Linked DNA regions of Homo sapiens: region 1 is linked to region 2. The links are chromatin contacts, found by Hi-C or POLR2A ChIA-PET in ENCODE. All regions are on one chromosome and are shown on one strand. The core of a region is the stretch at or near the end of the contact, and the rest is flanking DNA. Distances in the headings are between cores, read along the strand shown. Region 1 overlaps NFIX (nuclear factor I X). Region 2 overlaps CACNA1A (calcium voltage-gated channel subunit alpha1 A).

Region 1 (4,698 bases), core at 1,545-4,044, 200 kb after region 2:
CCAGGCGCCTCTCCTGGCAGTGCTGGCTGGTGCCACGATTCAGCCGGCAGCTGGAGCCAGCATTTCTGAGAGGGCCTGGGGCCAAGAGTCATGTGATGGTGGGGTCCAGGCAAGCGGCCCCCAGCCCCTGAAGCTTCTATCCCCTCCCCAACTTGACGAAGAAAAACTGACAGTGGAGAATGCCCTCCATACCCCACATGTCAAGAAAAGAGAGGGGCCCTGGGGAGGGGGGGGGTCCCATCCCAGCAAGGGGCCTGCAGAGCTGCTCTTCCACCCCCACCCGCTTTCTCTATTTCCAGCACTGCCCTTTCTGGCCCTTTGAGCTGCCCAGGACAGGACAGGCTGGCCAGACAATCACCCTCACCCCCAGCTGCTCTTAGGGCTATTAATAGTGTCCCAACCTCCCAGGGCTGGGCATCACCCTCCTCCTACCCCCAAATACACTTGCCCTTGGTCTAATTATTCATAAAGGGACAGAGTCCTCCAGACTCTAATGCCAACCTGGTATGAGAAACAGGAGGCGGAGGCTCTGCAGGCCACTCAAGGGATGCGCCTGGGACAAGCAGGAGTTTGGAGGAGGGATGCGAGAAGGCAGGAAGCCCCAGAGCCAGAGAGCAACCAAAAGACAAAACTAAAACTAAAAGATAGAGAGAAAGGGAGAGAGAGGAGGAGCCACAGTAGAGAATCAGGGCCAAAGCAAAGAAAGAAGACTGGGGCAAGAAGAATCAGAGCAGTACAGTACAAGATTCTGAGAGAGGCAGGGAAAGGGGACAAAAACAAAAAAGAGCAGAGAGGAAATTATTCCTTTGGGCGAAGAAAAAAAAAAACAGAAAGAGGAAAACTTTCCTAAAGATACTCAAGAGTGGCTTTGTGTGCACAACTGCTGGGCTGCATGCAGCTGCCAGCATCTGTCTGGTGGGCACTCAGCAGAGTGAGGAACTGGGGAGACCCCAGGACAAGGAGCCCCTACTCACCCACCCCTGAATGCTTCTGGGGAAGGGAGGGAAGGAAGAAGAAAAGGAAAAGGAGAAGGCTCAGAGAAGGAACAACTGGCTAAGAAAAGGAAGGTGGAAGAAGTGAGACCCTATAGAGCAGGAAATTCACTTTAGCCCAGGGCAGGGGAAGGTCCCTAAGCTCTCTGCCTATTTGCCTGAGGAAATCAAAAAGGACAGAGGGTCGGCAGGGATTGGGGAGCATCAGCCTCCCCCACCACCTCTCTCTGCCCCCTGCTCTCTTTCTGGCCTTAAGCAGGGTTCTGCTCCTGCCTCCCTCCACTGTTCCCTTTCCTTGGAAGAATCCATCCAGGAAACCTCAGGGCCTGGGATTAGAACTGTAGAACCCACCGACTTCAATTCACCCTGTGGGGAAGGGGAAGTGGGAGTTAGGCTGAAGCCACCTGCCTCCCCTCCTCAGGTGCTAACTTCCTCAACCCCTGTGAGAGAGCACTCAATACCCCTGTGAGAGAGCACTCAGTACCCAGGCTGGTGACTCCAAAGGGGCCTCCTTCACCCAGAGACTTGCCTTGGTGGAGCAGGGACTGACCCTGGGCTCATGGACAAGCAACAAACACAAATGCCCACCATAATCAGATGTTTAAGTGGGGCCCTTCTCCCACCTGGAGGCTGGAAACTAAACAGCCTTTCCTCCAAATCCCACCTACACAGGGAACCTCTGGCTGGTCCATGGCTGGGGAAGTGGGAGGCTCTAGCTCTGGAAGGCATGAGAGCCCCAGAGACCTGGCCACCAGGCCACTCAGGCCAGGAGGTCCTGACCAGGAACACCCCACTAGACCATCAGCCCCTTGAGGACAAGCCCTCTCTGTTGGTTTTGTTTGCTGCTACATCCCCCACATCTCAAAGCACAGCTGCAGTGGATGATAAGACTCCAAAGAGACCCTTCTAGATCCTTCTTCAAACCATGGCTACACTGACCACCCAGGGAACAGAGGCACCAGCTAGCTGACATCTTCCCCCTCCTGAAGAAAGAATAGCTTTCTTGCAGCCCAACCACCGACACTCATGTCCAGTGAATTAATGTGGAAACCCTGATGCTGCTAATCTTCCTGCAAAGCCGAGCTGGTTCCAGACACAGGACTGAACATACTTGCACCATACTCAAGGGCTGGAATGACCAGAGGAAGGAACTGGAGCCTCACTGAGAACAGCACAGCAGGGGAAGGCAGAGCACTCTCTCGCAGGCCTGCTCTTCTCCTTGCCCTGGAGACCCGAAGGCAGCCACTGTCCAGAGCTGTCCAGAGGAAATACGAGGAATCTGGGCCTTTGACTGCAAATTTCCAGCTTGGAGCCCTAAGAGCCTGGGCAGGGATGGGTTGAATAGGACGGCACCGAGTGCTGCATAGAGCCCTGGGCCTGGAATCAGAAGCCTAGGCTCCAAATCCTAGACTTGCTGCTGTTAGACCTCCAGTGTGTCTCTCCTGCTTCTTGGTGCAACACAACCAAGACCTGCTCAGCAACATGAGATGTGAGTGGGGATTTTTACAGATTTTTTTTTAACATATTTTAACTTTGAGTTTTATATACTATAAAGTACCAAGCTTGCATAAGGACAGCAAAGGCTGCTGAAGGAACAAAGTGACACTGATCCTCCGACTGACAGCTGCCAAATTCCTCATTCATAGCTCCCTGAAGGACCAAAAAGAGGTTTTCCCCAGGCTGCCGAGCAGCACGGCTCAGGGAGCGGCGCGGCTCAGGAAGCGACGCGGTTCAGGGAGCGAAGCGCTGCACTCCTGGACGCCATAGCTAGGTGGCGCAGCGAGTTAACACTAGCTGCCCTCCGAGGGCTGCGGCGGGGCGCGGCCAGCGACCGGCCCAGAGCTCCAGGGGATGTGGTTCCCTCTGCATACCCAGGGGGTCCCAAGAGGAAGGAGAAGAACCCACTCAGGCCCAGGCCACTGGGACCCTGGTTTATGCACCAAGGAAGGAGCTGCCCGTGGCAGCGGCTCCTGTTGCTGTCGCTGCCAAACACATCCCGTGATATGAGGGCCGAGTTTCCCGTTCGCATTGATTAGGAACAGCTTGCGGTGCATGGGCCGGATGGAAAGGGGACTGCGAAATGGGTGGGCGAATAGAAGGCGGGGGACCTGCCAGGTGCATAGCTTGACTGGGGGTTATCCAGTGAGCCCGGTCCCACCCTGTGTGGCTGCCGCTCTGAATCCTGCCTGCTTCTTTCAGAACGGAGCTGCCCTCGATTTGGGGGGGAGGGGGGGGTCTAAGGCCACGTGACTCCCGGAGTATTCCTAACGCACCCAGGATGCCCTCACCTTTTGGCAGTGCAGACTTGTCTCTGCAATTGGTAAACACTTGAAAAGGAAGATCTCTACCCCATCCCCATAAAAAGTGAAAAAATGGAGAATAAAAGTCAGAGATCAGGAACCAGAGACAGAAATGGAGAAAAGTCAGGAAGAAAAAAAAAATCAGCGCCCTCTGCAGTGGCGGCAGCAGCCGGGCGGGCACACCCTCCCGGGCGGGCGTGGAGAAAGGCCCCTTTGTTCCGCTGGGAGGTTAGCCGAGGTGAGGCCGACCCCCCCATCCCCCTGACCCTGGGCAGTGCAGATCGCTTCACAGGGCCCCAGACTGGGCCTGGTTGCTTCCCTGGCCCCGCAATCCTCAGGCCCCAGAGCAAAACAGTCTAGCTGGCTGTGCGAGGGCTGCTCCCTACCCCCCCGCCTTGCCAGGCACCAAGGGTCACACATGTAGGGCTGGACTGGGCTCCTCCAACAGGTCCTTGGACACCCATACTACCAGCCATTAGCAGCTTACCCAGGCTTCTCCTAAGCTATAGGTTTCGGGGTAGATTCTGCACACAGCAGGCGCCCCACAAAGTTGTGGTCAGAGGGTGCAGCACAAGCTGGGAGCTGATGCCCCAGGAGGCAAGGCTGGCTGACCACGCCCCTCCCACCCACAGTGAGGCTCCCGGGCTCTCTCCTTCACCCGTTCCAGATATAGGCCCTTTCCAATGGCCTCAGGCTCTGGGCCAGGAATGGCCCATCCAAGGCTTCCTCAGAGTGGGGGCTGGGCTCTGTACTAGGTCCCTCTGAGAGGTGGGGACTGAGTTCATCCACTCTGTTCTCCAAGGAGCAGCCAGAGTGGAATTACCTGTCCCTAGTAAAGGGGAGCTGAGAACAGGCTTACTCCCACCCCAGAGCCTGCCAAAGCAGAGGCTGAAGTGGAGGGAAGAAATGGAGGCCAAAAGCGTTCCTCTTGGCCGGGTGCGGTGGCTCATGCCTGTAATCTCAGCACTTTGAGAGGCTGAGGCGAGTGGATCGCCTGAGCTCAGGAGTTCGAGACCACCCAGGGCAACAATGGTGAAACCCCGTCTCTACTAAAAATACAAAAAAAATTAACCGGGTGTGGTGGCACATGCCTCTAGTCCCAGCTACTTGGGAGGCTGAGGCAAGAGAATCGCTTGAGCCCCAGAGGCAAAGGCTGCAGTGAGCCGAGATCGCACCACTGCACTCCAGCTTGGGATACAGAGTGAGACTCCGTCTCAAAAAAAAAAAAAAAAAAAAAAAAGAATTCTAATTAAATCAAATTAGAAAAAAAAAAAAAAAGCATCCCTCTTGCCCTGCAGCACACCCCATCTGCTGGCACCACTCCCCCAATCATTATGGCTCCTGGCCACTCCAGTAGGGTTCCCCAAAGTCCTTAGACCAGACTCTCCACCTTTTAAAGCCAGGTG
Region 2 (2,666 bases), core at 85-2,584:
GCAGTTTTTCTTTAGATGAAGTGTCTTGGGGTTAAGATCCTTTTTCCTAATTCGCATGAAGGCATCATATGGATTTAAAAGGGTATAACCGTGATCTGGGAAGCAGGAACTAGATTTCTTGTTCCATAAAATTTTGACTTTTCATCTACCTATTCTAGGCTCTAGTATCTCCCATTCCAAAATAGCATGAACCAGCATTTCCCAAAAGCCTGTCATTCAAAAACATATATATATATTAAGGGAAATAAAATCCAGTCATTAGAGCACCCACTTTCACTCTATGCTTCACCTGGGGGTCCCCAGTATTATCTCTTATGTAATATGTTTCTTTAAATCAAGTCACACCCGTAATCCCTGCATTTTGAAAGACCAAGGCAGGAGTGTTGCTTGAGCCCAGGAGAATGAGACCAGCCTGGGCAACATAGTTAGACTCTGTCTCTACTAAAAATTAAAGACAGAAAACAGATACTGTTATGGAAATCTAACCAAATATGGCTGCCTGCCTAAGGCTTTGTGCATTGACAACTGCTCTTTCTTGGTTAAAGAGGGAAAATGTCAATGGTAGGTGTTAACATGGTAGCAACTAAGTAAAAATTTCTCCTTCACTCAAAAGGATTGAGAGAGTTGGAAAGGAAGTAACTTTGTTACCTTGTTTTTCTGTGTTGGGCTCCTGTATCACTTAAAAGCATCTCTGGTATCCCATCTGGGAGTTTTAGATCCATAGAATGCCAGGATTGAGTCCAACTCCTCCAACGCTTATTTCTGAAAGCTGGGGGGACCTTACCCTAGTGACTTGACTTATGACCTTGCCTGTAAAATGGGAATGATCATGGCAGTATTTTGGTATGATGGGCCACTGGAGGCAGAAGGTTGGGCAGGTCCCCAGCCCCTCATGCTCTCTGTCAACTCCACCCCACAGGCTGTGTTTGACTGTGTGGTGAACTCACTTAAAAACGTCTTCAACATCCTCATCGTCTACATGCTATTCATGTTCATCTTCGCCGTGGTGGCTGTGCAGCTCTTCAAGGGGAAATTCTTCCACTGCACTGACGAGTCCAAAGAGTTTGAGAAAGATTGTCGGTGGGTCTCCACTTTCCAGCACATTCCCATTGGAACCAGCAGGTGGGCAGGGGGGAAGTGGCTAGAGGCATTGGCCACTTGGGCTCAGAGACTGGAGAAGTGATGAGCCTTGGAAGTGACTCAGTTGCAACCAGCTTGGATCTTGGGTAGAAAGAAAACCGGTTTTAGAATTTGAGTCACCACCCAGAGCCACAGAATGAGTCATAAGCAAATTGATTGACCTTTCAGCCACCGCCTTTGTCATGTGAGGGATATTAATACACATCCACAGTTCCTTACTTGAAATCGTTACAGGCAGATGTGTTTCAAAGTTGAGAATATTTTGAGATTCCCATGTGGGACATGACACCCTCAGCTGGGTCTAAGGCAGCCCTATAATCAAACACAATATTTCTGCCATAAAATGTGTAACTATTTACATCAAATGGGGTAAATAACAAGTATAAAGAGCTTCATGTCCAATCAGATCAGGTTTCATTACCAAATAAGTTAGGTAAGAGGCCAGGTGCAGTGGCTCACACCTGTAATTCCAACACTTTGGGAGGCTGAGGTGGGAGGATCACTTGAGGCCAGGAGTTGGAGACCAGGTTGGGCAACATAATGAGAGCCCATCCTACAAAATAAATTTTAAAAGTTAGCGGGGCATGGTAGCACACACCTGTAGTCCCAGCTACCCGGGAGGCTGAGGCGGGAGGATTGTTTAAACACAGGAGTTCAAGGCTGCAATGCACTATGATGGTACCACTGCACTCCAGCCTGCGTGACAGAGTGAGACCCTGCCTCTCAAAAATATATACATATAGGCCGGGCGCAGTGGCTCATGCTTATAATCTCAGCACTTTAGGAGGCCGAGGCGGGCGGATCATGAGGTCAGGAGATCGAGACCATCCTGGCTAACACGGTGAAACCCTGTCTCTACTAAAAATACAAAAACCTAGCTGGGCATGGTGGCAGACGCCTGTAGTCCCAGCTACTTGGGAGGCTGAGACAGGAGAATGGCGTGAACCCGGGAGGCGGAGCTTGCAGTGAGCCCAGATTGGGCCACTGTACTCCAGTCTGGGCAACAGAGCCAGACTCCATCTCAAACAAACAAACAAACAAACAACAACAACAAAAATATATATATATATATATGTATATATATATATGTACACGCACACACACATATGTATTATATGTGTGTGTGTATATATATGTATGTGTATATATAGTGATATTGTTACCAGTGTAAAGTGGCATTTTGCAACACATGGTAGCCTGTTGTTATCTTGATGGCTATTTATTGAAATTAGGAGGATGCCAGATGTCTGGATAGGAGTCTGGAACTAACCCTTGTTTCCTGCCTTGAAAAGGAGTAGCAACCTCCCTTAGCCTGATGAACCTCTAAATGTCCCCTATGTCTCTCTGCCTCCTCCTAAACTCCCTCCACCCCACCCCCAGCAAGCCTGAGGCTCTCACCCTGAGGACTAGAAGTTATCACGTTGGAAGAGGGTGCTGGACCCTGGGTCAGCTCTCCCACCAGGAGTAAGGTTGTGCCATCACCCATGGATTTATCTCAAAGTAGATGCACACGTCATCCCCTATGA

The links. Hi-C counts contacts between places; a loop is a spot of excess contacts on that map. ChIA-PET counts read pairs that join two places held with the same protein, here RNA polymerase II (POLR2A). Pooled maps may share reads with other maps.
Region 1: a pooled map shows a loop between it and region 2 (6-fold over the local background). The contact joins two enhancer-like sites. A Hi-C loop is called at or near these places in 7 of 50 pooled maps. POLR2A ChIA-PET finds 5 or more read pairs at or near these places in 2 of 52 experiments (HepG2 and activated CD4-positive, alpha-beta T cell).

What each region holds. Positions count from the first base shown.
Region 1 is chr19:13,059,612-13,064,309 of GRCh38, reverse strand. The region is part of intron 2 of NFIX (nuclear factor I X); the gene reads right to left. Among named protein-coding and RNA genes, the nearest start is that of LYL1, 41 kb to the left of the region's middle. RefSeq lists enhancers at 2,628-3,527, 3,528-4,429. Within about 2 kb of position 2,794, at least 26 of the 41 ENCODE cell types and tissues checked have a DNase peak (open chromatin) inside an H3K27ac peak, as active enhancers do.
Region 2 is chr19:13,259,864-13,262,529 of GRCh38, reverse strand. It overlaps CACNA1A (calcium voltage-gated channel subunit alpha1 A), which reads left to right. Exons shown (of 47, transcript NM_001127222.2): 26 at 920-1,080. Among named protein-coding and RNA genes, the nearest start is that of IER2, 110 kb to the right of the region's middle. RefSeq lists enhancers at 1,155-1,384, 593-1,792. Within about 2 kb of position 1,334, at least 7 of the 41 ENCODE cell types and tissues checked have a DNase peak (open chromatin) inside an H3K27ac peak, as active enhancers do.